Linked DNA regions of Homo sapiens: region 1 is linked to region 2. A link is an interaction called in ENCODE POLR2A ChIA-PET data of the cell type or tissue named here. Cell type or tissue: OCI-LY7. All regions are shown on one strand. Each heading gives the region's core, and the rest is flanking DNA. Links, peaks and the distances in the headings are about the cores only. Region 1 has its middle 18 kb from the start of FAM124B. Region 2 overlaps CUL3 (cullin 3).

Region 1 (15,685 bases), core at 4,769-9,768, 140 kb before region 2:
CCTGCAGAGCCCGGCGCTTTGCTCTGCTCCGTCAGCTGTTCTTCTACTCCTAATGGGCCTCCATTCCCACTTTATATTTATATCCCAGCTGCTTGAAAAGGCCACGGCTGTGCCGACCAGACAGCGAAAATAGAAGAGGAGGAAATAACCATTCACATTAATAACCAATCCATTTTTAAAGCCTGAAACAGGAATTTTGGTCTATTCAGCTTCATTACAGAATTTTTATAAGACACAAACTGAGACTGTGGTTTCTATGGCTGCCTGGTACAAATATCTTGTGGCTGAGTTTTCCTCCAAATATGAATCATTTTGAAAAGCTTTCTAAAGTTATCTGTGGTATCTATTTTGTGGGATAATACATGAGAAAAATGGGGGCAGCTCTTGAATTACACACAGTCTAAATATAAACAATAATATTGCTCAAATACACAACTTTAAAAGCTGAGTTTGAACAGTGGGAAGAGAACTGGTCTGGGTGGGAAGAGGACCCGAGCTGGAATCCTCGCTGTGTTATGCACAAGGCCAAGTGGCTTTGCTCATTCCCAAAACAGGCCAGCCAGCTCGTGGCGATTAGTGAGATAATGAGCTTGCATGTCCCTGGCACAGGATCTGTGCCCGACAATGCTTTCCTTTCTTTAGCGTAGGCAATGTGTGTACTGAATTTCAGTGATTTCATTTGGTACTACTGTATGTGCTTGCTCCATATTTTTAATCCAACCAGTTCTGAGCGACTTTATGAGAACACACATTTTAACATAAATGCATTTGGATTTATTGTTCTTAAGTAGAAAGCTGAGTAGTTTCTATATAAGGGAAATCTAAAGCCTATAGGATAGAAATTATCTGTTCAGCAAAGTCTTACTTGAAGATTAAGAACAGGGACTTTTTTGCGGGGGGACGGGAGGGATGGAGTCTCCCTCTGTCACCCAGGCTGGAGTTCAGTGGCATGATCTCAGCTCACTACAACCTCTGCCTCCTGGGTTCAAGTGATTCTCCTGCCTCAGCTTCCCCAGCAGCTGGGATTACTGGTGTACACCACCATGCCCGGCTAATGTTTGTATTTTTGGTAGAGATGGGGTTTCACTGTGTTGGTTAGGCTGGTCTCAAACTCCTGACCTCAGGTGATTCACCCACCTCAGCCTCCCAAAGTGCTGGGAATACAGGTGTGACCTACCTCACCTGGCCAAGAACAGGCAGGGACTTCTTGACTCCTGGCTCCTTAACCATTACAGAGGCTCCCTACACACGGAAAGGCAAGAGCCTGTCAGAAGAGGCTACAAATGGGAGGAGGGAAGAGACAAAATGAAAAAATTGTGGTTGCTATTAATGTCTTAAGTCATCAAGCTCAACAGCTATATGGGACCTTAGAAGTCTAGTCCAGGGCCAGGCGCAGTGGCACATACCTGTAATCCTAGCACTTTGGGAGGTCAAGGTAGGCAGATCACTTAAGCTCAGGAGTTGGAGAACATCCTGGGCAACATGGTGAAACCCTGTCTCTAAAAATTACAAAAATTAGCCATGCATGGTGGCATGCAATTGTAATCCCAGCTACTCAGGAGGCTGAGGCGGGGGGATCACTTGAACCCAGGAGGCGGAGGTTGCAGTGAGCTGAGATGGTGCCACTGCACTCCAGCCTGGGCGAGAGAGTAAGACCCTGTCTCAAAAAAAAAAAAAAAAAAAAAACCGCCACCTCCCGCAAAAATAACGCAACAAACAAACAAACAAACAAACAAGTCTAGTCCAATTTCCTGACCTTTTAGATTGAGAGTATAAGACTAAAGAAAATAGATTGCCTCAGCTCACCCAAGTTTAATATGGTTTTAACTGCAACTAGAAAGCAGTCTAATGGAAGCACTTTAGTCTACAGATGTAAAAATATAATAATAATACTTAACCCATACTAGTTAACCAGTGGGTATAAGTTTCTAAATATTTCATGTAGGAGTCATATATATAGTGAGAAAGACAGGGTCCCGCTCTGTTGCCAAGGCTGAGTGCATTTGTGCAATCATAACTCACTGCAGCTTTGATTTCTTGGACTCAAGCAATCCTTCCACCTCTGCCTCCCAAGTAGCTAGGACTACAGGGAGGTGCTATCATGCTCAGCTAATTTTTTTTTTTTTTTTTTTTTTTTTTTTTTAGTTTTTGAAGAAATAGGGTTTTGCTTTTTTGCCCAGATGGGTCTCAAACTGCTGAACTCTGGCTATCCTCCCACCTCAGCCTCCCAAATTGCTGGGATTACAGGCATGAGCCACCACACCTGGCCACATTTTTTAAACAGCAATTTTCTTTCATTATGAATGAAGAACCCTTGCCCCACATTCCCAGTGCATGCCCCCTGGAAAATTTAAAGTTATTGGAGAGAATACTAGTACTAATTTGCCATTCTGTCATGGGGACTTTCTTTTCCATATGAGAATAGGGTAGAGAAGCAGACCAGATATAACCCACTGAAAGGTAAATTCAGGAAACATCTTCCCACTTACTACACTCTTCTTACCAGGTAGATAACTTATAGAGCTGGGAGGGAATTGCATACCTAAAAGCAACCAAGGTGTAAAGCTTGCTGGCTGTCTGAAAAGTGAACTGAGAATGAAGAACAGGTAGAAGGAAATCACAGTAGGCATTCAAAGGAACTGGGCACCGAATCAGTGAAAAGTGCCCATTGACTCAGATTCATGGAATAATCAAAGGGAGTTTGCTATAGAACAACTACATGTAGAACTGTACTCAGGTCAAGGTCAGGGCTTTATTTATTTATTTTATTTTGAGACAGAGTCTCCCTCTGTCACCCAGGCTGGAGTGCAGTGGTGTGATCTCAGCTCACTGCAACCTCCGCCTCCCAGGTTCAAGCAATTCTCCTACCTCAGCCTCCCAAGTATCCAACACTACAGGCACGTGCCACCACACCTGGCTAATTTTTGTATTTTTAGTAGAAATGGGTTTTCGCCATGTTAGTCATGCTGGTCTCAAACTCCTGACCTCAGGTGATCTGCCTGCTTCGGCCTCCCAAACTGCTGGGGTTACAGGCGTGAACCACCGTGCCTGGCCAGGGTTTTTATTTTGTTTTACGTTTTCTCTGCTCTTGAGTTTGGGTTTCAGTAAACCCTAGGTTTAAGTGATCAATTATGTAATAACGATACCAACTTTTATTGAGATGGCAAGACTAGTGTGCCCATTGTTGCCTTCATGCTTAACAATTAATAAAATAAGGCTAAGTGTTACAGAATAGCTAGCCAGATTTCCTTGTTAAGTCAATGATGTGGAGACAGAGGGAAGGGCCTAGTCTAGGTTAAAAGAGACTTAAGAGTTATAATAACCAAACACAATATGTGGACCTTGACTGGATCTTGTTCAAATAAGCCAACTGTAAATGACATTTAGGAACAACTGGAGAAACTTGAAAAAAAAATGAGTATTAAATTCTACTGAGGAATTACTACTAATTTTGTTAGATGTGATAATGGTATTGTAGGTGGGTAGGAAAATGTTCTTACATTTTAGTGATGCATAGTCAGTACTTAGGAGAGAAATATCATGATATCTATGATAACTTTAAGAAAAATAGTAGATTAAATAAATTAGCTAATTAAAGTCTACTATGCTCATTGGCCATCCAAAGCAAACAGACCTTGAGATTTCATTAAGGAAAAGAGCAGCCATTATTTGACATCCCTTGAATTGGTTTACCATGTCCATTTACTCTTATAGTAAATGGTAAAACTCTCCAGTACCATGGAAGCTATATTTCTTAAAAGAAATGAAACACTTTACATTTGAGTATTAGGATCATTTGAAAGTAGAGATCATTTGAAATTTCATAAATGTATATTTTTATAGCTTTGTTTTTATTTTAAAATATCTCCAGACGGGCACGGTGGCTCACACCTGTAATCCCAGCAATTTGGGAGGCCGAGGCAGATGGATCTCAAGGTCAGGAGTTCAAGACCAGCCTGGCCAATATGGTGAAAGTCCGTCTCTACTAAAAATACAAAAATTAGCCATGTGTGGTGGTCCACACCTGTAGTCCCAGCTACTTGGGAGGCTGAGGCAGGAGAATCACTTGAACCTGGGAGGTGAAGGTTGCAGTGAGACGAGATTGCACCACTGCACTCCATCCTGGGTGACAGAGCGTGACTCCGTCTCAAAAAAAAAAAAAAGAAAGGAAGAAAAAGAAAATGAAAACGAAAAAAATGTCACCAATGACACTTGGTTTTGGCGGTGTGTGTGTGTGTGATGGTTTCAAGCAATAAAGCAGTAATAGTAAACATGATGGGAGAAAGCATGGAGGAAAAAAAGCCACAGTTAGGTTCTCCCAGTAAATTAGACAATATACTTTTCAAAGCGTTAAAGACATGACCAGCAAATCCTTTCTTAGCTTCCTTTTCTCCACTTATAGGTTATGCCAGCTATGGATTCTCCTCTGGGTGGGCTAGAAGGTGGAGAGACAGTCAGATGTGGTTTTGAAAGGGCAGGCATCATTGTTCCTGATCTCATCAATGAACATTTTCTGACTGCTTGCAATGATGCAGTGAGAGCCATGGCCAAAGCAAACCACTGACTGTTGGACAAGAGGCGGCTTTGCAACTGCCACCCCCAGGGCTTCCCGCAGGCACGCAACACCTTGCAGGTCCTCTCTCTGTGAGCACAGACTATGTCCTCTTTGTGTTAACCTGAAGTATTAGCTTTGACAGCTGATACCTGGCATTTGCAAGGTAAAGCCAGTGTTAATTAATGAGGCATATTTTCAACTCTCTGTTAACTAAAAAGAAAGTCATCATATTCAAAAATGGTCATGATGACAACTCATCGCCAGGAGGAGAGCCATGGGGAAGGTAAGTTTGGGCTGCACCATTTTCTCCCTTGACCCTGCTCCTCTCATGACAAACAGCCTCAAGTTTTGAGAAAGCTGGTGAAGGTTGGGAGAATTATCCACTTGGTATGGATGGAATTGTTTTTCTGGGCTTCAGGGAATGGTGCCTTCATTAGCACCACATTCTTGTCAAAAGAGCTAACTAACACCGCTGCTCTCCACTCTACCATCTATATTAATTTTATTTCTGATTTTACAGAGAGATACTCAGAAAATGTCTTGAAAAGATTTCTGTAAATAGCCTAATCATAATATCAACAAACATGCTTTTAAAAAAAATCTTAGAAACAATAGTCCATTCGCCTAGTAATTAGTTAACACCCAAGCATGCCTTCAAAGGAAAGCATGACACAAGCACTGTGAGATTCCTATCTCTGTGATCAATGCAGGCTCCTGAACAACAGGAAATACAGTGTTAAAGGAATTTAACTCTACTGGAACTGCAGCTTTGAAGATAGGAATATTTATGCCAGGCTTTATTGTTCTGAAGTTACTGATTTGTCCCCAGTCACCACATAGGCTCTTAAGAGGTCTAAGAAGAAACTTCCAACCTACAGGGATATATTGGATTCCATGATCTGCAGAATATATAATTCTACACTAAAGCTTTCTGTCTATAAACACACACACACACATACAAACACACACATGACATTGGTGTTTGTCTGTTTGTTTGCTTGCTTGCTTGTTTTTTTTGAGATAGGATCTCACTCTGTCACCCAGGCTGGAGTACAGTGGCGCAATCATGGCTTACTGCAGCCTTGACCTCTCAGGCTCAAGTGATCCTCCCATCTCAGCCTCCCGAGAAATGGGACCTCAAGTCCACCACCACACCGGCTAAATTTTTAAAAAATCTTTTGTAGAGACGGGGTCCCACAGTGTTACCCAGGCTGGTCTGGAACTCCTGGGCTCAAGTGCTCTTCCCACCTCGGCTTCCCAAAGTGCTAAGATTAGAGGCATGAGCCACCACGCTTGGCTCTGACATTGTTTACCTTGTTATTAATGCACTGTATTTCACCACAATCAAACCTGTGAAAAATTTCTTCCTGTGTTCAGTCAACATAATTTTGAAATTAAATACTTTAAGACACAGATGAAAGAGCCAAAAATACTTATTTGACTCATAGTAGTTATCATCTACCTCATTAAAAATAAAAATGACTACTTTTCTAGAAAACCTATCAGCCTATTGTAATTTCAGTTGTTCATTTGCTTTCAGGTTGAAAAATATATATCTTATGCCAAGTGCGGTGGCTCATCCCTATAATCCCAGCACTTTGGGAGGCCGAGGCAGGCGGATCACCTGAGGTCAGGAGTTTGAGACCAGCCTGGCCAACATGGAGAAACCCCATCTCTACTAAAAATGCAAAATTAGCCGGGTGTGGTGGCACATGCCTGTAATCCCAGCTACTTGGGAGGCTGAGGCAGGAGAATCACTTGAACCCGGGAGGCGGAGGTCACAATGAACCAAGATCACGCCATTGCACTCCAGCCTGGGCAACAAGAGCAAAATTCCGTCTCAAAAAAAAAAAAAAAAAAAAATATATATATATATCTTAAATGTCAGTGATATCTTCCATAGATGCTTACCCAGTGGCCTAAATCTGACCAGATATGCAGCCATGAATGTGGAATTCACTAAGCTTGAAATCCTGTTTTCAGGCTCAACACACTAGATTTTCTAGGTCTTGACACTGTTTCCTTTCATCTCTTTTAATCATGCCCTAAATTCCTCCAGCACCATGGGACCAGCCAAAATACAGGTATCTATCCAAAAATTTTAACTTTGCACTGATGCAAAGGAATGCTCTGGAAATTTAAGTTAACCCACTGCCTCCACTTTTCTCTCCAACTTGAAGCTTGGGAAACCAGAACCAAATACTAACATTTCTCTCCAGAAAAAATAAGGAAATAAATGTGCAGGAAGCTTAGGATAATATTGTCACATTGAGAATCTGTAAAAGTAGGAAAAAAATGCCTAAATTTCATATAGGATAATAATAAGTTAGAATGTAGCCATACACTAGGAGAATAGTGAAATAAATTGTGGAATTATCTTTTTTTGTGTGTAGGGAGGGTGCAGGAAAGAGATTCTCACTCTGTCGCCCAGGTTGGAGTACAGTGGCGCAATCTCTGCTCACTGTAACCTCCCCCTCCTGGGTTCAAGGGATTCTCCTGCCTCAGCCTCCCAAGTAGCTGGGATTACAGGAGTGCGCCACCACACCCAGCTAATTTTTTATTTTTAGTAGAGACAAGATTTTGCCATGTTGGCCAGGCTGGTCTCAAACTCCTGACCTCAAGTGATCTGCCCGCCTCAGCTTTCCAAAGTGCTGGGATTACAGATGTGAGCCACCTCTCCCAGCCAACATTATCATTTTAGAAGCTGCTTTCTAATACTACTGACTGATGTAAAACTGCTTATGTTAATGTTAAATTTTAAAAGTAAGGATATAGGCCAGGTGCAGTGGCTCACGCCTATAATCCCAGCACTTTGGGAGGCCAAGGCAGGTGGATCACGAGGTCAGGAGATCGAAACCATGTTGGCTAACATGGTGAAACCCCGTCTCTACTAAAAGTACAAAAAATTAGCCTGGCGCGGGGGCAGACGCTTGTAATCCCAGCTACGGGAGGCTGAGGCAGGAGAATGGCATGAACCCGGGAGGTGGAGCTTGCAGTGAGCCGAGATCGCACCACTTGCACTCCAGCCTGGGCGACAGAGCTAGACTCTGTCTCAAAAAGAAAAAAAATAAAAGTAAGGATATAATATTTCATGCATAGCATATTTCTAATTTTGGTAAAGAAATCTTTATAGGAAGAACAGTTAGAAAAAAATGTGACTCTCTGAATTACGGAATAACTATGATGTTTTTCATTTTTATCTTTTTGTATTTTCCAAATTACCGTGAAATGTACATTTAGAACTTTTATAAAAATAAAACAATAAATTTTTTAAAAAATAAAATTGTCAAAGCTGGGCATGGTAGTATGCACCTGTAGTTCCAGCTACTCAGGCAGCTGAGGCAGGAGGATCGCTTGAGCCTAGGAGTTCAAATCCAGCCTGAGCAAAAAGTGAGACCCCATCTCTACAAAAAATTTAAAAATAAAAAATTAAAGTAGCCTAAGTGCAGTACCTCCCTCCTTTATCCTGCATAAAAATGTCAGGTAAAATGAGTCCAAATGAATTCAAAGTTCATTGGTGAAAACAAAGTGTTTAGATTTTGCAGTAGTTCGTGAATTTATTTTATAATAGATTGCAAAATTTCAAAGCAAATAAAACATAAAATAGAACTGTACATATCCATGATATACATTTACATTTCAAAGGCAGAATCTTAACTGTACATGTGTACACACACACACACACACACCAGCAACATTTTACCAAACACAATACCCTGCGTTAATTTGGATTTTAGCAAGCTCTTGCATGCAACTTTTTGAAAGCTCCCTTCAAAACTGATATCCCCATTTTCTGGGACCCTAAAGCATATTTATTTTTCTTTCTTTCTTTTTATCAATAATTATGTATTGAACACTGATTATAGGCCAAGCACTATACTAGTGAACAGGGATACATTAACAAATAAAGCAGATATGATCTCTGCGTTTTCACTTGCTCTCACTAGAATATAAGCATCAATGAATACTACTAAGCTAGTACTCATTACAACTCACAACAGCTCTGTTAAGGAAAAGAACCTAGTGGGGCTCTGGTATACATGAGATGTCAGTAAAGACTTCTCTGAAAGATGAGGAAGAACCAGCCATAGGAATAGCATTCTAGGCAGCTGGGGCAGCATACACAAATGTCCTGGGACAGAAAGGCATTTGCTGTGTTTTGGGAACTGCTAGGAATACAGTGTAGCTGAGGCAGGGTAACTGGTAGGAGAATGATATGGTTGGGTGGGGTTACAAAGGAGGTTGGCAGGAGTCACAGCAGGGAATGGCTTCTGCAGGCTGTGGTAAAGGGTTGGATTTGCTGCAGCAGAAGCCAATGGATGATTGCAAGTGTTTAAAAAACATTTTGTTTTTAACTAAATATAGATTCATAGGAAGTTGCCAAGTTAGTACACAGATTTCTGTGTACCCTTCATCCAGCTTCCCCCAGTGGTGTCATCTTACATGTGTATGTATGTGTGTATATATATATATACACATATATATGTATATATGTATACGTATATATGTGTATATATATGTATATATGTATATATATGTGTGTGTGTATATATATAAAATACAATATCAAAATCAGGAGATTGGCATTGGTGCAATACTATTAACTAGATACAGGTCTTATTCAGCTTTTACCAACGTTTACATGCATTCATTCATTTGTATACATGTATATAGGTTTATGCAATTTTATCCCTTGTATGGATTCTAGCAAAGGATCTAAATGAGTGATATAATCCGATTTATGTTTTTGACATCAACTGCTAAGAGGAGAATGGGTTGTGTCAGAAGACCAGTTAAGAGGCTGCTACTTTAATGCAGCGAGGGCCAATAGATGTTCAATCTAGCATTGAGGCAGCATAGATGGTGAAAATAAATGGAATTATTTGGGAGGTAGAAGAGGTGGGGTCCATAAGGCTTGGGGTAAACTTGATGTGAGAGATGAGAGAAGGGAAGAAATGAAAATACTCACAGGTATCTGGCTTGCACAGCTTAAACAGCCAGGTGGGTGGTGATGTTTACTGGGAGGATGCTAGTTGGTGAAGGAGAAGGTTTGGTGGAGGGTGTCTTGAACGTATAAATTTGAGATGCAGATGAAAGAACATTGGGTGGAAGATACACATTTGAGAGTCAACAGCATAAAGACACTATTCAAAGCCAATAAAAGGCTTTGTGTGAGGTCACCAATGGGGTAAGTATAAAGAGAGAAGACGAGCCAGAGCAAAGTGCTGAGCAACTCAATACCGTAAATAGCACATGCTCTTCCGGCCTATCATTTGCTGGTCATTACATCAATAATCTCCTCAGAGAGACTATAAACCTCAAGCTGCAGAGATCCTGCCTTATAATCCTGCTCTATTCTTGACAATGCCTGGCATGGTTCTGTGCACATAAGGAATGCTCAATGAATTCACTTCCATTCAGTAAATATTTGCTAATCACGACCAATTGCACTAGGGAGACAAAGAAGACCCCTGGTTAATTGGTTCAACAGTTACTCCCAACTTCCACCTGTATTAAAATAATGAAGTGAATGGAGTCAGATTGGACATTTTCCTCTCTTCTGATATTGATTTGACTGTACAAAAAAGATATCAGGCCAGGCACAGTAGCTAATGCCTGTGGAGGCATTCGGGAGGCCGAAGTGGGAGGATTCCTTGAGCTTAGGAGTTTGAGACCTGCCTGGGCAGTACAACGAGACTCCATCTCTACAAAAAATATTTTTTTAAATTAGCTGGGGCTGGGCACAGTGGCTCACACCTATAATCCCAGCACTTCAGGAGGCCGAGGTGGATGGATCACTTGAGGCCAGGAGTTTGAGACCAGCCTTGCCACCATGGTGAAAACCCGTCTCTACTAAAAATACAAAAATTAGTCGGGCATGGTGATGCATGCCTGTAATCCCAGCTACTCAAGAGGCTGAGGCATGAGAATTGCTTGAACCTGGGAGATGGAGGTTGCAGTGAGCCAAGATCATGCCACTGTACTCCAGCCTGGGTGACAGAGCAAGACTCCATCCCCCCCCAACCCCCAAAAAATTAGCTGGGCATGGTGCCACACATATGTGGTCCCAGCTACTTGGGAGGCTGTGGTGAAAGGATCACTTGAGCCCAGGAGGTCGAGGCTGCAGTGAGCCATGATCACGCCACTACACTCCAGCTGAGTGACAGAGCAAGTCTCTAACTCAAAACAAAACAAAAGATGTTAATTTAAAATGTTTCATATTTTCTTCTCAATACTGACACCAGCCACCTCTAACAATGTTTTCTAAAGTCTTAATATCTTATTGAAGAGGACACACAAAAAATGGAGAGACATTCCATGCGTTAATTCTGGCATTAATTCTTCTGATCCATTAGTCAGAAGAATTAATATTATTAAAATTACCATAATAACTAAAGCAATCTAAACATTCAATACAATTCCCATCAAAATTCCAATGACATTCTTCACAGAAATAGAAAAAACAACCCTAAAATTTCTATGAAACTAGAAAAGACCATGAAGATTCAAAACAATACTGAGCAAAAAAACAAAGCTGAAGACATCACACTATCTGACTTCAAAATATATTAATAATACAAAGCTATAGTAAGCAATGCAGCATGGTATCGGTATAAAAACAGATACAGAGACCAATGGAACAGAATAGAGAACTCAAGAATAAGTCCACATATTTACAGCGAAATGATTTTCAACAAAAGCGCCAAGAACAAACACTGGGGAAAGGGCAGTCTCTTCAATAAAAGGTGCTAGGAAACTGGATATTCATAGGCAGAAGAATGAAATTAGATCCCTATCTCCCACCATATTTAAAAATGGACTCAACATGGATTAAAGACTTAAGTGTAAAACCCAAAACTGTAAAACTACTAGAAGAAAACACTTTAGGACATTGGCTTAGGCAAAGATTTTATGGGTCAGACTTCAAAAGCACAGGCAACAAAAACAAAAACAAATAGGACTATATCAAACTAAAAATATTCTGCACAACAAAGACGAGAATCAACAGAGTAAAGAGACAACCTGCTGGATGGGAGAAAAGTTGTGCAAACTATTCATCCGACAAGGAACCAACATTCAGAATATACAAGGAACTCAATAGCAAAAAACACAAATAATCCTATTTTTAAATGGGCAAAGGATCTGAACAGATGTTTCTCAAAAGAAGGAAGACCAATGGCCAACAGGTATATAAAACAATGCTCAACATCACTAATCATCAGGGAAATGCAAATCAAAACCACAGTGAGATATCATCTTACCCCAGTTAGGCTGGCTATCATCAAAAAGACAAAAAATAACAAATCCTGGCAAGGATATGGAGAAAAGAGAATTCTTATACACTGTTGGTGGGAATGTAAATTAGTACAGTCACTATGGAAAACAGTACAGAGATTTCTCCAAAAAAAAAAAAAAAACTAAAAATAGAACTACCGTACTATCCAGCAATCCCACTACTGGGTATTTATCCAAAGGAAAGGAAATCAGTATATAAAAGATAAATCCACACCCCCATGTTTATTGCAGCTCTATTCACTATTGTCAAGAGATGGAATCAACCTAAATATCCATCAACAGATGAATAGGTAAAGAGAATGTGGTATATATACACAACAGAATACTAGTCAGCGATAAAAAAGCATAAAATCCTGTCTTCTTCAGCAATATCAAGAAACCTGGAGGATATTATTATGTTAAGTGAAATAAGTCAGGCACAGAAAGATAAATACCACGTGTTCTCACTCATGTGGGAGCTGAAAAAAATTGAACTCATAAAAGTAAAGAGTAGAATTGTGGTTATTTGAGACTGAGAAGGATGGAGGAAGGGGAGGATAGAAAGAGGTTGGTTAATGGATGCAAAGTTACAGCCTGATGGGAAAAATATGTTCTAGTGTTCTGTAGCACTGTAGGGTGAATACAATTAACAATAATTTACTATATATTTTCAAAAAGCTAAAAGACAAGAATTTGAATGCCCACAACACAAATGATAAATGTTAGAGGTGATGCATATGATAATTATCTTTATTTGATCATTACACATTGTATATATGTACTGAAATATCACTCCATCACATAAATATGTACAATTATTATGTGCCAACTAAAAATAAAAGGAAAAAAGAACACAATTATTAAAATCACATTTTTGGCCGGGTATGGTGGCTCATGTCTGAAATCCCAGCACTGTGGGAGTCCAAGGCAGGTGGATCACCTGAGATTAGGAGTTCGAGACCAGCCTGGCCAGCATGGCAAAATCCCGTCTTTACTAAAAACGCAAAAAAAATTACCCGGGCATGGTGGCACACACCTGTAGTTCCAGCTACTCAGGAGGCTGAGGTAGGAGAATCACTTGAACCCAGGAGGCGGAGGTTTCAGTGAGCCAAGACTGCACCACTGCACTCCAGCCTGGGTGACAGAGTGAGACTCCATCTCAAAAATAAATTAATTAATTTAATTAAATCACATTTTCTTCATAAAAATATGTATTTTTATGAAAAAGAAATCATAATTTTAAGAGTGATATTCCTCTTTTTATTTTTTCATATTTAATGACATTGCTGAACAAATGGAAATTTTGATGTTTGGGGGAAGAAAGTACAAATTTCCTAGAATTATCATATGCCAAAATAACAGTTGTTTATTAAATACTTTTGAGAGTTTTTGGAAACTATTAAATGCAGGCTGTGGTGGGTATACTACAATTTCTAAATGATAATGGCAAAACAGCTTATTGATTAATCAAATATTTCAGTTGCTATGGAAACAATTGCTAATATGTTGAGTGATATGGTTTGGCTTTGTCCCCACCCAAATCTCATCTTGAATTCCCACGTGTTGCGGGAGAGACCCCGTGGGAGGTAACTGAATCGGCGGGGGGCAGGTCTTTCCCATGCAGTTCTTGTGATAGTGAATAACTCTCACAAGAACTGATGGTTTTAAAAACAGGAGTTTCCCTGCACAAGCTCTCTCTCTTTCTCTTTGCCTGCTCCCATCCATGTACAATATGACTTGCTCCTCCTTGTCTTCAACCGTGATTGTGAGGCCTCCCCAGCCGCATGGAACTGTAAGTCCATTAAACCTCTTTTGTAAATTGCCCAGTCTTGGGTGTGTCTTTATCAGCAGCATGAAAACAGACTAATACATTGGTTTCGAATATCACCATTGTGAGAAATTATCTAATATATCAAAAACAAGAAAAATATATTTTCTATTTCATAGAGTGCCCTTTGACTCTTCTGTCTGATAGCATGGGCTTTGTGATGGGTGTTTTAGCTTGAAACTGAATACACAGTGAGAAGGCATGAGGGTGGTGTGAGTGGCTCCTTGCTATGAACCTGAAAAACCTTTTGTTGGATGGATGGCCTAGAGAAACTTCTCACTCTTCAGAGAATTCAGAATTTTTGTCCCTTTTCAAAATATCTGTAATTGCATTTAATTCTTTTTTCTAACTTACAAATTAATACCATAATTTTATGTATTCATTCAGTGACTAGTTATTGGGTCCTATTATGTGCCAGGCATGGTTCTAGAGACACAAAAACAAAAATCCTTGTTTTCTCCCATTCTAGTGGGGTACTCAGAAAATAAACAAAATGCATCTCATGAAGGAATTCAGGAATAAAATCTGAATGCAGAACAGAGACATACAGCTGTGATGGTGCTAAAGACCAGAGCCAAAGCATAACCCATGCTTTACGGGATCTAGCATTCAAATCATTTTGGTTAGCCCTGTGGACTGACCATGCCTCCCCTCCCCATCAAAATTCATATGTTGAAGCCCTGATCCTCAATGTGGTTGTATTTGGAGATGGGGCCTCTAAGGAAGATGGTTAAATGAGGTTGATATGGTTTGGTTTTGTGTCCCCACCCAAATCTCACCTCAAATGGTAATCCCTATGTGTTGAAGGAGGGGCCTGGTGGGAGACAATTGGATCACAGGGGTGGATCTCCCCCTTGCTGTTCTCATGATAGTGAGTTCTCACACGATCTCATGGTTTAAAAGTGTGTGGTACTTCCCCCTTCTCTTTCTCTCTTTCCTGCTCTGCCATGGTAACACATGCTTGCTTCCCCTTTGCCTTACGCCATGACTGTAAGTTTCCTGAGGCCTCCCAGCCAAGCCTCCTGTACAGCCTGCAGAACCGTGAGTCAACTAAATCTCTTTTCTTCATAATTTATCCAGTCTCAGGTAGTTCTTTATAGCAGTGTCAGAACAGATCAATATAAAGGTCATAAGGATGAGCCCCTGATCTAGTAGGATTCATGTCCTTATAAAAAGAAACAACAGAGAGCTCTCTGTCACTCTGTTTATCATATGAGGATACAGCAAGAAGGCAGCCCTCTGCAAGCCAAGAATAGAGCCTCACCTGAGTCCCACCATGCTGACCTGACCTTGGACTTCCAGCCTTCAGAACTGTGTGTGAGAAAATACATTTCTGTTGTTTAAGCCACCCACTCTGTCGTAATTTGTTATGGCAGCCTGGAGAGACTAATACAATTAGTAAGCCAGATAAAGCCTGGACGATCACTTACTGCAATGGTCTTTAATAACTACTTTCTAGTGTTTTACTTTTATGGCTATTTGACAGGTAATATCAGAGCAACTAAGTCTGATTTGGGGAGAAAAAAAACCGATGTGTTATTTACATCTTACATTCTCCATTCTATTCTTTTATAATAATTTATCCTCTACCTCCTTCCAAACAGGTTTGCAACATCCTTACTATAAAAGTTATAAATTGAAATAATGATGACATGGAATAAAAGGAGAAACCAAAAGCAGGAAAATGTGGAAACATGTTCAAGGAGGAAGAACTAACACAGTCATTTGTGTTGAGCCTCTTGACGGCCAAGCAAAACTTAAGGAAGTGAGAACGAGACTGACCATCCTAGAACCAATCTGGGGACTTAGGTGCCATGTGTCATGTGTGATCTGTGCGGGGCCAGCAAAGCCACAGCTGGTGGTCAGCAAATGAAAACTATTCCCCACAGATCCCATCCCCCCAGAGAATGTCGGCATGATAATTTTCCACTTCCATCTAACTTAGCTTCCTGTTCACTGTAAGATCTGAATAAATGCTTTTTCCTCATATTAATTTTTACAAATGAATGAATGGGATTTCAGAGCTA
Region 2 (15,685 bases), core at 4,388-9,387:
CCGGCTAGGCCACTTAACAGCTATATGGACCTGGACAAATGACCAATTATCTGTGCCTTGGTTTCTTCATTTGTAAAACAGACATAATAGTAGTATCTGCAACATTGGGCTGTGACTGTTAGCTAAGTTAAAACATGTAAAAGCACTAGAACTGGGCCTAGCACACAGTAAATGCTAAATAAAAGTTAATTGTGTTAATTATCATTCCCTATAGAACCTCTGACGAATGAGAACATGCCCCTCTTCCAAGTTTACTTCTTTTCCATTGTTCTTAATCCCATACTCTCTATATCCAATAACTCAGCTGTTCCAATCTTCTCTCCTTCAGCAGCTTTAAACAAAACTCTTCCACTTGTCCTTTTGATGCCAAATTTCTTAAATTGGTCTTTTCCATTTCCCACACCTACTTACTATAGTTTGCTCCTAAGATTCATCCCTTGGCTCTGGGCTCTTCATTTTCTGAACTCCAACACTTGTTCCTCAGTATACGTTACCAAATGCCAAATCTCCACATCTAATTTTGAGTTCCTGCCCAAGCTCTAAATCTATGTGTCTCCAAACATACGATATCTCTACTTGGGCATCTTACTATGATCTCACACTCAATTTTCCTCACATGCAAAATGATTTCTAAGGTATCTTCCAAGGATAAACATTTTCAATATAATCTAAACAAAACTTATCATATTCTCTACCCATTTCAAATCAGTTTCCCACTATTACTTCACAGTATTTGCAATTGGTGGCACTATAATTCTCCCAGTAAGCAATCTTTGTCTAGACTTAAGTTTAGAATTTCTGACATCATCCATTCATTTCTAGCCTATCACTTTACCCAGATCTTTCCAGGTCTTCTCCTGATTTTATAAACCTCCTCTCAATTTTACATTTATAGCATCCTCATAATATGCTGCCACATAATCACCCACTTAAAATCACATCTTCAAATATTCTGTCACATTTTCACCCACTTAAAAACCTCCAATAACTGTCTACAGTTTAGTCCAAATTACTTAGTCTGGCACCCAAATTTTTCTACAATCTGTTCCCAAACCATCTTTGTAACACTACAATCCACTAATCCCTGTAATTATTATATGCCTCAGTCAAACTCTACTTACCACCTAAGTTTAACCAACCAGTTCATCTCTATATAATTTCACAACATCTGCCATCATGGAATGCCTTCCACCACACTGTTCATATATATCCCAAATATTTTTCAAGGCTCAATTCAATTTCATTCTTTCCCATAAAATCTTACATCCCAAGGCAACCTCTCCTCCGTTTGAATTCTTAAGCCATTTATTGCCTATGCAACTCACTTGCCACTTAATTATATAATGCCTCACACGGTTATCTAAATGTGTGTATCATCCATCTCTCACATCACAATAAAAACCCCAGGAAAGGATAGTATCTTATCTCTTTGCATCCACTACATTATGACTGAAAGCTGTGCATAATAGGCACTTAATAAAAAACTGCTGATTGTGTGAAAAACACAATCACCTTGCTTCATAAGATACTAACTGCGTGGCTCATGTAATTCCCTTTAAGAGAAAGAAATTACAGAAGAAAGAGCAGAAATAGAAAATTACTGTTCTGGAACCACCATAGTAATAATGATTCATGCAAGAATCATCAATGGATGCTAAAACCATCACATGAAAGTTTCTAGGGAACAGGATATTCATACAGTGTCAAAATATATCTGAACAGATTACTTATGAATTACAAAGGGAAAAAAGGTACCTTTACAGTGGAGAAATCTGGCGGACACCAATGATCAAAGTTAACATCACCAATAATGGGATAAACTGACATCAAGTGCCTCCTGATGTGATGCACTGAGGACACAACATCACTTATGTATTATTCCTGCCAAAAATGCATAACCTGAAACTAGTCATGAGGAAACAATCAGACACACCAAAAACTGAGGGATAATCTACAAAACAACTGACCTATACTCTTCAAATATGTCAATGTGCTGAAAGACAAAGAAAGGCTGAGGAACTGAACATGAGATCCTGGACTGGATCCTGGATCAGAAAACAAATTGCTATAAAGGAAATCACCACTAAACAGGACAATTGGTGAAATCTGAATAAGGAATGTATTAGGCAACAGTATTATATTGTTAAACTGCCTGATTTTGATCATTGTTCTTTGGTTAAGTAAGATTTCTTTATTCTTAAAAGAAATGTTGCAAAGTCTTTTGGGGTAGATGAAATCTAAAACTTACTCTCTAATGGTTCAGCAATAATAATATTGGTAACAGTAATTATAACACATATCAATAGAAAAACTGGCAAAAAAAATGTAGCAAAATGTAAACAACTGGTGAATCTAGGTGAAGGGTACACAAGAGTTCACATCGTGCTATTCATGAAACTTTTTTTTCAAAATAAAACTTAAAAAATAAATACCCCAATACCACATAAAGACTATGAGAAGTTTTTATCAGTCTGTGTGGTATTTCACATTTTATTTGACAATCTTAAAGCAAGGCATTGTAATAAAATTTATTTTCTAAATGAAATTACATTTTACATGCATTGGAAGAGTTCACTCTATAAAAACATTTGTTCTAAAAAAATACATCTTTCTGAAATCAGAGAACCATTTTTAATAATGTGAACAGCCCAACAATAATTTATCTTTAAAAAAAATTCAAATGTACCACAGAACTCAGTTAAAATAAAGTCAATTTTAGTTAGTGATCCATCTTAGAAATATATTTTAAACAACGTAGTTTTATTGTTTTCAAATATACAGAAAAATGAGAAAGTAAAAATGGGCTGATTAAATCATTTTAAGGAAAAAAATTCCTTGTAATTAACATATTAATAAGCATTTGTGAATTACTGAGTTTGCTTCATTATGATTTAAAGAAAGCATTTATTATAGCTCACAAACTTCATCTCTCAAATATCCAAATTTTCGATTTAGCTGATTATAAATTTTTCATGAGTGCTTATTAACAGTCACGAATTAGTAATTTCTATAGGCTTCTGGCACCTTTAAAAAGAACACTTCCGGTCAAAGTGCAATATGGTATAAAGGATTTTCTACATTCAATATAGTATTAGCAACAGTCCTTTAAAGTTTGATACCTTATTTATGAGATGTTCGGTAACAACTTCTCTTAGTCCAGTGTAGAGCTTTTCTCCATGTTTATGCAAAACCATTGTATATGCATTTCTATAGAGCTCCTCAAAACTAAGACCACTGTTATTCTTACGCTGGATTTCTTGAATTGCATTTTTCAGAAGGTCCCAAATGCTGTTTACATATTTTTCATCCATGGTCATCTGTAATATCCAAGAGAGAGAAGAGACAAAAAAAAAAAAAAAAAAAAAACCAATGGTTGAAAGTCTTTCTATATTTGTCCATATATAGTAAATATTGTATTATATAGATATGATTATAAATCTATGACACATAAGAACATTAACAACCTATTTTAACAGGGGGAAAAAAAGGATACATTTAAAAATAGGTTCTAGATCTGTTAGAAGCACTTTCTCATCTTTTAAGACCTCCCTCCAATCTTACCTGGAGCAGAACTCTTCACTTTAAATAAAATCATAATGATTTATATACCCGTAAGTCACTTACCCCTTATCTCTCTCCCACCAAAATACTTGCCAAGTTAAATCCCAACAGCCCACATACTCCTGACATATATCCGTATAGCTGAAAGAAAACAAAGAATAACATATGCCCATATTTTTGGTCCATCTGAGTTTAAATTCATAACCACTAACGTTAAGTGCAGCCTTCATGCAACCCCACAATTCCACTAGTCAGTCTACTCACTCTACTCTTCTAGATGATTTTATACCACCTCCTCCATCCTCACTCTATGATTATGACTGCTTCCTATTCCACTGAGAAAATAAAAACAACCCGATGAGACACTATACAAATTCCCATCATATTCACACACCAACCGACCTGATTTTATGCCAATAAAACCTGCTAGGTTCTTGTGCTCAAAGTGCCAAGTTATTGTACTCGAAGTATAGCATAAGGACCAGACACATAAGCAACACCTAGGAACTTGTTAGAAGTGCAGAATTTCGGGCCCTACTCCAGACCTACAGAAACAGAATCGACATTTTAACAAGAACCCAATGTAATATTATACAGAATGAAATTTGACAAGTAAATCTCTAGTTCTATGCCAAACCACCTATTGAAAAGGCCTCCCTTGGCTGGGCGCAGTGGCTCACGTCTGGAATCCCAGCACTATGGGAGGCCGAGGCGGGCGGATCATGAGGTCAGGAGATCGAGACCATCCTGGCTAATACGGTCTCTACTAAATATACAAAAAATATACTAAATATACAAAAAAAAGATTAGCCAGGCGTGGTGGTGGGCGCCTGTAGTCCCAGCTACTTGGGAGGCTGTGGCAGGAGAATGGTGTGAGCCCGGGAGGCAGAGCTTGCAGTGAGCCAAGATCCCGCCACTGCACTCCAGCCTGGGCAACAGAGCAAGACTCTGTCTCAAAAAAAAAAAGAAAGAAAACTCCTCCCCTTAGTAATCACACATCTAAGCATCATCAAAATTTTTCCTCTGGTAGATAATTTCCATTCATACTGAAAACTGTCAGTTTCACCACATGGACTGGCTCATGCCTGTAATCCTACCTAGCATTTTGGGAGACTGAGGCAGAAGGATCACTGGAGCTTAGGAGTTTGAGACCAGCCTGGGCAATACAGTGAGACCCTGTCTCTACAAAAAAATTTTTTAAGAATTAGCTGAGCGTGGTGGCGCATGCCTATAGTCCCAGCTACCCGGGAGGCTGAGGGAGGAGAATCACTTGAGCCCGGAGGCAGAGTTTGCAGGGATCCAAGATCACAACACTGCACTCCAGCCTAGGTGACAGAGCAAGATTGTGTCTCAAAAAAAAAAAAAAAAAAAAATGTCAGTTTCCTATGTCAAAAACAAATCCTCACAAACCCATATATTCCTTCAGCACCATCTAATCTCTCTTTCCATTTATGGCAAAATCACAGGCAAGAAGAGGAGATTGTACATGCACTGTCTCCAAGTTCCATCTTTCCATTATATCTTGAATCTACTCCAGTAGGGCTTTCATCTCTACCATTTCACTGCAACTACTCTTGAGAAGGCCACCAGTGACTTCTATATTGCCAAAATCTAATGGGCAAAGTCTCAGTTCTCCTCTTACTTACCTATCCAGCAGCATTTGAAAGAGCTGATCACTCCTACTCCTTGAAACAAATTTGGCAAGGCATGGTGCCTCACACCCATAATCCCAGCACTTTGGAAAGTCAAAGCGGGAGGATCACTTGAGTCCAGGGTTTCAAGACCAGGTTGGGCAATATGGCAAAAACCCATCTCTACTAAAAATACAAAAATTAGTCGGGCATGGTGGCATGCACCTGTAGTCCCAGCTCCTTAGTGGGGCTGAGGCGGGAGGATCGCTTGAGCCCGGGAGGTCGAGGCTGCAGTGAGTGGAGACTGCGCCACTACACACCAGCCTGGATGACAGAGCAAGACCCTGTCTCAAAAAAGAAGAAGAAAAAAAAGAAACAAATTCCTCACTTAACTTCCAAGCACTACAATCTCTTGTTTTTCTTCTACTTCTGTCTCCTATTCATCTGTTTTACTGGCTCTTAATTATCACCTAAACCTCCAATCCTAAAGCTCAAGTTCTCGATTTCTTATCTAGCCACACTCAGTTTTTGTTTTTTGTTTTTTTTTAGTCACACTCATTTTCTAGGTGGAGTTGATCTATTCTCATGGTTTTAAATCAATCTTAAAATTGATACATTCTCTGGCCCCCTCTGTACATGCCAGAGTCATATATCCAGCTACCTACTCAATGTTTCCACTTTAATGCGTAGTAGGCATCTCAAACTTACCAAGCCTGAAACAGAACTCCTCATCTTTTCCCTCAGTTGGTTTCCCCTGAAGTCTTTTCCAGCTGAACAAATGTCCACTCCATCCTTCCAGCTGCTCCGGCCAAAATGCTTGTGATCATAATTAACTACTCTCTGACCCCACTACTACTCCAACAGAAAATGCTGTTGTCTCTAACTTCAAAATGTATCCCCAGAATTCAACTCTTTCTCACCACTTCCACTGCTACTATCCTGGTAAAACCACCACCACCTCCAACTGGTCTCCATCTCCACTCCTGGCCTGCTATCATCAGGCAACCAGGGTGACCATGTAAAAGCATAAATCAAATCATGTCACTCATTTGCTCACAACTCTCAAATGAGTTCTCATTTCCCCTGGAGTTGAAGTCAAAGTCCTTACAATGTTCTATAAGCTTTATTCGATCTGATAATCTCTCAACTTCATCCATTTTTTCCTTTTGTTCGCTCTGCTCCATGCACTCCCTGGCATACATCAAACAAGCTGATTTCAGTGTCTTCGTATTTGCTATTCTTTCTGTCTGAAATGTTCTTCCCTCAGTTTCCTGCATGGCTCAAACCTCTACTCAACTGTCATCTTACAGTGAAGTTTTAAATGCCCACCTTATTTACAGTAACAGCCTCACCTCACTACTGATCCCCAACTCCAACCCACATTCTTCATTATTTTCCTGGTCTCCCTCTCTACAACCAAATGTCAGCTTCATGAAGGCAGGGATCTTTTTTTCACTGCCAAATTCCTCAGCCTCTAAAACAGTATATGGCACATAACAAGGATTCATACTTCGGTGACTGATTTTCTGCTAATATATGACTAATGACCCCTTTGTAAATGCCACATAAAATCTCCAAGTTCTGCATTTACAACCTAAGCAACATTGATCAGCTTCACACAAACTTCTGATCTGAACTGGATAAAAATTACTGAGTTAGTGGAATCCTCTCCAAGTCACGTCTGATGTGTATGAATGTGAAAAGAGGAAGGAGTAGGCAAAATAGTTATTTTAGTCACCCTGGCAGTAAAATACCAGCTCAACTCTCAATCAAGACGATCCTTAAGCAAATGACTCAAACTGAATCTTGTTATTCTGATCTTTTCTGAAGAGCTTGAGAAGGAACTTTAACAGAACAATTTCTTTTCTTTTACCGAAATCCTATCCAAGACCTAAGTCTGTCAGAGACTTTTATCAAATGACTGTAAAAGAATTTACCCCTACACCTATACTGCTACCTCTTTTTAATCAGATATCCTGATAGGATGTCATCCATATAAAATGTACTGATGCGGCTAACTTTTCACAAACAGAAGATTCAAGGCCATGTAATAATGATGGCCTCAAATACCATAGCTACGTACGTGCAATGTGGTTTTAGTTTGTTGACTACATATGCTGAGGTTCTAATAAAGCAAACTAAGACACTATCTCTTGACATTGAGTAACAAATAGATAAAGCAAAATACTCAGAACAATTTCAAAAAAGAGAAAAGTTAATGTCAACTATAAGCCTCAAAGATACCTATACTGCTAATAGCTGAGCAAAACATCAAATCATCTTTACAGGCTCTATAACCTAAGATCCTCTGAAAGCCAGAAAAAGTATTAAAATGTCTCTACCCAGAGTAAATTACTAAATTTTTCTACTAGAAGCTGAAGAATTTTAAAACTATAAAACCAAGAGGCTTCAAACATTGTAAAAGTACTCTCACATTATTATAACATAACCATTTTCACATATATACATCAAGAGCTGTTTTACTACACAAGGTTGTATGTAGTGCGTTTTTTTTTTCTTTTTAAATTAATGCCTTATTGATAGATAAAAGATGGGGCTGCAGGAAAAAATGTTCCTTCTGGTGATAGCTAAGGTTAAAAATTTTTCTAACAAATGAGAAGAAGAGCCAGGCACAGTGGCTCCCGCCTGTAATCCCACCACTTTGGGAAGCCAAGGTGGACAGATCACTTGAGGTTGGGAGTTCGAGACCAGCCTAGCCAACATGGTGAAACCCCATCCCTACTAAAAATACAAAAAATAGCCGGATGTGGTGGTGCGTGCCTGTAATCCCAGCTACAGGGGAAGCTAAGGCAGGAAAATCGCTTGAACCCGGGAGGTAGAGGCTGAAGTAAGGCGAGATCGCGCCAGCCCACTCCAGCCTAGGCAACAGAGCAAGACTTTGTCTCAAAAAAAAAAAAAAAAAGACGACGACAATGAAAAATAGACCCAGAGAGATTAAATGACTTACCCAAAATCATAGAGCTGGGATTAGAACTTATATATCCCAAAACCTAGTCCAAATCAGTGGACTAATGTCACATTCCATTGTGCTAATATGGTAAAGTAACATCACAGTCACTGATTATCTTGGTAAACATAGTTAGTATACTGGTAGAGAACATGGGTTTTGCTGTCAGACAGCCTTAGGTTTGTGCCACAGCTTTGTTACTCACAAGCCATGTGACCTTGAGAAAATTAAGTCCTGGGTTCAATAACAGCATCTATCTCAAAGGGCTGTCATGAAGATTAAATGAGAACGTCAGTAGATTTAACACAGCCCAGAGCACAGTATAATCCCTCATGCATCAACAAAGGAAAGTGCCCAATGATAGAATCTCTTGAACGCTCATCGACAGTCATCAAATAAATGTCAGAAAGAAATATAGCTTTTTCAAGCTTAGCAAATATACAGATATGAGCTAAAACAAAGGCACCTTAAGAATAACACTATGATAAATGCACCTCAGTATAACGTAGCTTTCTTTTAGAAAACATTATTCCCCTACATCTCTTGTATACTACTTTTCCAGAGCCATTTAAATCATTTTCACCCTGAGAACTCTGTCCTTGGCTCTTGTCACTCTCTACTGGGTCTCTATGTATTTTCATTCATTGTCATGGTTACATCTATTATCCGTACATGCAGGGTTCTAAAACTTAAGAGGGATTCCAGAGGTTCCTAAAACAATAAACAAAACTTTCCAAGTATACTGTGTGTGCACTTCTTTTCTGGAGAGTAGGTCCCTAATTTCTATCAGATTTCCTAAGTTTGTCCATATCTTAAAGAAGATAAACTACAACAGTCCTCCTATCTACAGTTTCACCTTCCTTGGTTTAAGTTACTAGCAACCAACCACTGCCTGAAAATATTAAATAAAAAATTCCAGAAATATCAATTCATAAACTTTAAATTGCATGCCATTTTATGTAGTATGATGAAATCTCATGCCATCCCACTCAGGATGTGAATCCTGAATTACATCTTTGTCCAGCATTTCCACACTATGTTACACACCCCACACCCATTAAAAACTTGGTAACTTAACAGCCATCTGGTTTATCAGATCAAAATCACAATGCTTATGTCCAGGCAATGTTTATCTTACTTAATACTGTCCCCAAACCACAAAAGTAGTGATGCTGACAATTCAGAAATGCCAAAGAGAAGCAATAAAGTGCTTCCTTTAAGTGAAAAGGTGAAAGTTCTCTACTTAATAAGGAAAAAAAAAGGTATGCTGAGATTGCTAAGATCTATGTTAAGAATAAATCTTCTCGCCAGGGTGGTGGCTCACACCTGTAATCCCAGCACTTTGGGAGGCCCAGGTGGACAGTTCACTTGAGGCCACAAGTTCAAGACCAGCCTGGCCAACATGATGAAACTCCATCTCTACTAAAAATATAAAAATTAGATGAGTGCAGTGGCACACACCTGTAATCTCAGCTACTTGGGAGGCTAGGGCACAAGAATCACTTGAACCCAGGTGGAGGCTGCACTGAGCTGACATTGTGGCACTGTACTCCAGCCTGGGCAACAGAGCAAGACTCTGTCTCAGAAAAGAAAAGAACACATCTTCTTCTATCCACGAAACTGTGGAGAAGGAAAAAGAATCTGCACTAGTTTTGCTGTCGCAACTCAAAACTACAGAAGTATGGCCACTATCATTCACCTTACTTCATCTCATCACATAGGCAGTGTATCATCTCATACCATCACAAGGGTTAAGTACAGTACAAGATATTTTGAGAGACCACATTCATGTTCTTTTATTACAATATAGTTATAATTGTTTTACTTTATTATTGTTGTTGCTAATCTCTTATTGTTTCTAAATTGTAAATTAAACGTCATAGGAAAAAACAGTACATATAGGGCTCAGGGCTATATGGTTTCAAGTATCCACTGGGGGTCTTGGAATAAACAGATTCCCTGTGGATGGGGTGGGGACTTCTGTACTGGCATTTACATTAGTGGCTCCCAAATCTATACTGCCTGCCCAGATCTTCCCCACAAAGTCTAAAACTCTTGTTTCAACCACCTGCTACACATCTCCAATCAAAAGCTCCAGACACAGATCAAACTTATCATGTCAAAAATCCCTGACAACTCACCATCCAAACCTGCCCAAACCTTCTTCCTGTAATCTCTAATTCAGTTGTGGCAATATAAACTACCTAATTATACAAGCTAGAAACATAAGCCTTATATTTTTTCTTATCTCTCATCTCCTTCTTATCCAATCATCAAGTACTACTGACATTAACCCCAAGGTATTTCTCAAATATGTTCCCATTTTTTCATCCCGAATACAGCTGACCACTGAACCATGTGAGAGTTAGGAAAAACTGACCTCCTGAGCAGTCAAAATACTGTGTATAACTTTTAAGTCCCCCAACTACTAATAGCTTACTGTCGACCCAAAGCTTTACCAATAACATAAACAGTCTATTAACACCTGTTTTGTATGTTACATGTATTACACACCGTATTCTTAGAATAAAGAGAAAAAATATTAAGAACATTGTAAGAAAAAGAAAATGTATTTGGTATTCAATAAGTGGAAGTGGATTGTCATAAAGGTCCCCATCCTTCTGGTCTTCACATTCAGTAGGCTGAGGTGTAGGAGGAAGAGAAGTAGTTGGTGTCTTAGGGGTGGCACAGGCACAAGAGATGGAGGAGGGAGAGGTAGAAAGGGAGGCAGGAGAGGGAGCCATACTCTGTAACTTCACAAAAACACATTGTAATTTGCCTGACTTTTCTGCTTTTTCATTCCTCTAAAAATGTTTCTATCTGTTCCCAAATCTTTTGCCACTGTTTGTTTTAAGTTTCAGTGCCCACATCATAAAACAGTCCATGTCGTAAAAGTCAAAGCATTCTTGAGTATCAGAAACCTCCTGCCAGATTCTCTAATGTCAACTTGGTTTTTGGCACTGCTTCTTCTACATCTTCCTCATCATCTGTCACTGGTTCAGAAGCGCTCATCTCCATCAAGTCATCTTCCGGTGTGATGTCCATTAGCTCTTGAATTTCTTCAAGATCCATATCCTGAAACCCTTCACTCCTCACTTTACCACAGTCTTTCGTGATTCTGACTGGCTCTGTTGTAAATCTTGGGAAGTCATGTACAACATCTGGACACAGTTTTCTACAGCAATAATGTATCATTTCAGGCTAGATGGCTTTTATGGCTTTTTAACAATGATGGCATCTTCAATGGTGTAACCCTTCCAGACTTTCATCATGTTCCCTCTATTGAGGTTCTCTTCCATAGCAATGACAATCTTTTCCATAGATTACTACTGCTGCGTTTAAAGAGCCTTAAAGGTCCTTATTGACCCCCCACCTTCCCCATCTACAGGCTGAATTAAAAACACTTTAAGGTCAAGGATACCACTTCAACACCTTCAGTTTTGAAGAACTCATGAGATTCTGGGTGGCTAGGTGCATTGTCCAGTAGAAAAAATACTAAAAGGCAATCCCTTACTGACAAGGTACTTCCTGACGTCAGGGACAAAGCACTGATGGAACCAATCCGGAAAAAGAGTTCTCACTGTCCAGGCCAGGCCTTTTTGAACAACCAAAAGACTGGCAGCTAGTGTTTATCTTTTCTCTTCAAGGCTCAGGGGTTAGTAGATTTATAGATAAAGTCAGCCATGATCAAAAACCTGACTGCACTTGCACAGAACAGCAGAGTTAGCTTATCCCTTCCTGCCTTGTACACCCTAGTATGTGCTTCTCTCCTTTACTAGTCAATATCCTTTGTGGCACTTTTTTCCAGAATAGGGCACTTTTGTCTACATCAAAAACCTGTTTAGACAGATCCTTTGTCTCCAATGATTTTCTTGATGGTGTCTGGGAACTTGTCTGCTGCCTCTTCAATGGCAGAAGCTGCTTCTCCTATTACCTTGACATTTTTTAAGCCAAACTTCTTTCTAAAAGTATCAAACCATCCTTTGCTGGCATTATATTCTCCAGCTTTAGATCCTTCACCTTCCTTTGACTTTGTCATATAATGACTTTGCTTTTCTTAAATCATATTAGAATCAGTAGGTATACTTTTCTTACAGCAATCCTGCACCCACATACAAGCTGCATATTCAATATGAGATAAAAAAGTATTTTGCAAAAAGCACAAGGTTTTTGCACCAGCTGGCACAGGTGTAGCGATGGCTTCACAAACTTCCTTTTAACAATGGTCCTGGCTTCATTTACCTTGAAATGGCAGGTAACCACAGCTGCAGAACTTAATCTAGTACACATCAAGCAATTCAACAATTTCTTGTAACGTCATGACTTTTCTCTGCTTTTTGGGAGCACTTCCAGGTTCACTGGGGGCACGTCGAATGGGTTCCATCGTGTTATTCCAGGTTTACAGTTTTCCACTAAACATAATGAAAAATATGTGAAAACCGCAAAAGAAAACTTTTTACTACACTACAGAGAGAAACTGCTCACACGAAGATGATTAGTCACAAGGTGTTTTTCTCTTTGTTTTCGTTTTTGTTTTAGACAGGGTCTTCTTCTGTCACCAAGGCTGGAGTGCAGAGGTGCAATCATAGCTCACTGCCGCCTCAAACTCCCAGGTTCAAGGGATCCTTCCGTCTCAGCCTCCTGAGCAGCTGGGACTACCGTTGTGTGCCACCATGCGTGGCTAATATTTTTAATTTTTTTTGTAGAGATGGGGGTCTTGCTTTGTTGCCCAGGGTGGTGTTAAAACTTCTAGGCTTCGGCCGGGCACGGTGGCTCACGCCTGTAATCCCAGCACCTTGGGAGGAAGAGGTGGGCGGATCACCAAGCCAGGAGATCCAGATCATCCTGGCTAACACGGTGAAACCCCATCCCTACTAAAAATACAAAAAAATTAGCCGGGTGTGGTGGTGGGCGCCTGTCGTCCCAGCTACTCGGGAGGCTGAGGCAGGAGAATGGCGTGAACCCAGGAGGCAGAGGTTGCAGTAAGCCGAGATTGTGCCACTGCACTCCAGCCTGGGCAACAGAGTGAGACTCTGTCTCAAAAAAAAAAAAACCTTTCACCTAGTTCACTGCAAGAGCCTTCCAAACACTATGAACTCCAACCTCATGGAATCTACTTCCCTCAAAATCACAATCAAAATAAACATAGGCACACCATGACCCTGTTCAAAACCTTTCTATGGTAGCATAGTAGGCACAGACCTAGTTTATGCTCACTTATCCACACCTGTCTGACATGTATTTCCCAACAACATTAAACCAATGGGAATTCTTAAATATACAACTTGCTGTTTCTCACTCTATTTCCATCACTGTCACAGCCCCTCCCCACTTATTTCAGTTCCCATGTCTTTTTTCCCCCCTGCTTTTGGTCCTCCTTTGCTTTGCCTTTTCTTTATCTGATTCTTTACACATATCTTCTGAACACAGCTAGGTGTCATAACCTCTAGGAATCCTTCACTGAACTCCTCAAGCAAAGTTAACAACTCCTTCTCAGTTCTTCCGTGATATTTTATAGTGTAAACTGTATTTACTTAACTATACACTAAATAAACTGTAGTGTATTTTCGTTTATATGGGAATGTGGTGATAGTCTATAACTACTAGTGACAGTTTGTAACCATCACTACACTCCCATGTAGCTGAATTATCTGTTCATGCATCTTCCTCCACTAGACTATGAGCTTAAGAGATTATGCATTTTTCTTCAATGCCACACAGAAGGTTGTAAACAAATGTCTGTTGAATGAATACTACTTTATCCATGTTATACCAATGTAATTTTGACAACACAAACTTTTTACTTATAAGGCACAATGATACAGGAAAACGGTTGAATGTGTTTACCCTCAGCAATTAATCTAATTTTTAAATAATCAAATCTTTTTCTAACAGAAGTAGTGTACAAGTAACACACTTTTAAATTTTACATCAAGCAATATTTTCAGATTTTTCCCATTCACCTAAAGGCCTCACCCAGAAGGCTGCTTAATCATTAATTTTACTAATAAATATTAACTGGGAAAAAAAGGGTAGACGAAATAGGCCCTTCAGAAGCAGATCAATAAGCTACAATCTTTCCCTAAATCAAATAAGTCCAAAAACTACATATCAAATGAAATGGGCTTCAAGTGCAGATTAATACATACACATGATCGGGTCTTGGCATCAAATGCACGTCAACATCCTTGGCAAAATAATTATGTTACTAATGAGCTTTAATCTTTCCACTTGCCCATCCCTGACACAGAAGCAACATTAACTGCTACTGAAAAATTTTTTAAATGCCTAAATGTTCAACTCTCACCTCATCAATATGTTAACAATAAAAACTTTAAGCTATACTTCATTCCAGGAGCAATAAAATTTAAAGGCTCTAACTTTATGTATTAATATATTTTTTAAAAGAGAAGTAACATTCTTTTAAAGTAACATTCTAAATTACTTGAGCAGGGCTTTAATCCCATTGATAAACTGATTAAGTTGCAATAACTGCAAATACACTAAGGGATCTAGCAACTAATGCGTCAGCAAAACAATAAAATAAACTGCACACACATTTATCATCTATATACACAAACATGTAATATTTGCTATCTAATTATCAGATGTATACAGGACCCTTCCCCAAGAAGGCCAAGTTACAAAATGATCAGCAAGCAAATTAAATTCATTCAGCAGAAAAAGAAACAAAAGCTTTTTTAAAGGAAAAATATAATTAAGGATTCTTAAATGTTTATAGTTTAGTAAGACTTTCAAAAACCAAGTCAAGAATTTAATTTTTGAAAGTGATCTTTGCCTCCTTACCTCCCTCCAATCCAGGATTACAATTTTCCCATCAGAAAAGTATCAATAACAAAAATAAATCTATAATGGTCTTTGTTTTCTTTAAAGCAAAATCTTTTCATTTACATTACTTCAGATGATATAAAAAATATAACCTTCAAAATGCCTGAATTTGAAAGGATGTCAGTCTATTATATACTTACACATCTTGAAGGTTCTGTGATTACTGAGAGAACTACATCATGAGACAAATTAAAACTAAATGAAAAGAAGTGAATTCTTAACATCTACTACATACAAAGGACAAGAAGTCTTTAGTCCTCTGTGAATAATTTTCTACAAGAAAAAATTTAGAACAGGGTGGGTGGGGGAAAGGGTGAGAATTTGAAATTCCAGGCAATTCAGAATGACACAGCTAGAAAAAAAATAAACAAGGGAAAATACTTGATCTTAATTTCAAGCTCCAGTCTCAAAAAAAAAAAAAAAAAAAAAAGCTTTGGTACAAGCATCTGAGGAATGGCAGTATTTTTTAAATCTGATACAACTAAACTATTAATTACATAAGGAAGCTCCCTCCCAAACTGTAAGCACCTCACAGTAGATAAGGTCTTTATGTTATTGTACCCCTTACAATGCGTGGCACAATGTATAGATAATATTAAAAAAAAATGATCTGAATACAGTCCATTTGCAGTTAATGATAAGGAGTCTTATTTGATGACCAAACAGTATACAACTA

What was found. Peaks named below come from ENCODE experiments on the same cell type or tissue, not always from the same donor. Only the 100,000 strongest peaks of a DNase experiment are listed, where the experiment ranks them.
Region 1: POLR2A ChIA-PET joins it to region 2 with 7 read pairs; 4 of 35 experiments call an interaction of 5 or more read pairs at or near these places.

The regions. Positions count from the first base shown.
Region 1 is chr2:224,412,266-224,427,950 of GRCh38, forward strand. No RefSeq gene overlaps it. Among named protein-coding and RNA genes, the nearest start is that of FAM124B, 18 kb to the left of the region's middle. In OCI-LY7, for the core only: no CTCF peak of the experiment used is centred there; no DNase peak of the experiment used is centred there.
Region 2 is chr2:224,554,540-224,570,224 of GRCh38, forward strand. It overlaps CUL3 (cullin 3), which reads right to left. Exons shown (of 16, transcript NM_003590.5): 2 at 3,120-3,317. Among named protein-coding and RNA genes, the nearest start is that of CUL3, 23 kb to the right of the region's middle. In OCI-LY7, for the core only: no CTCF peak of the experiment used is centred there; a DNase peak (open chromatin) is centred at 6,922; H3K4me3 peaks cover 1,225 bases; H3K27ac peaks cover 1,637 bases.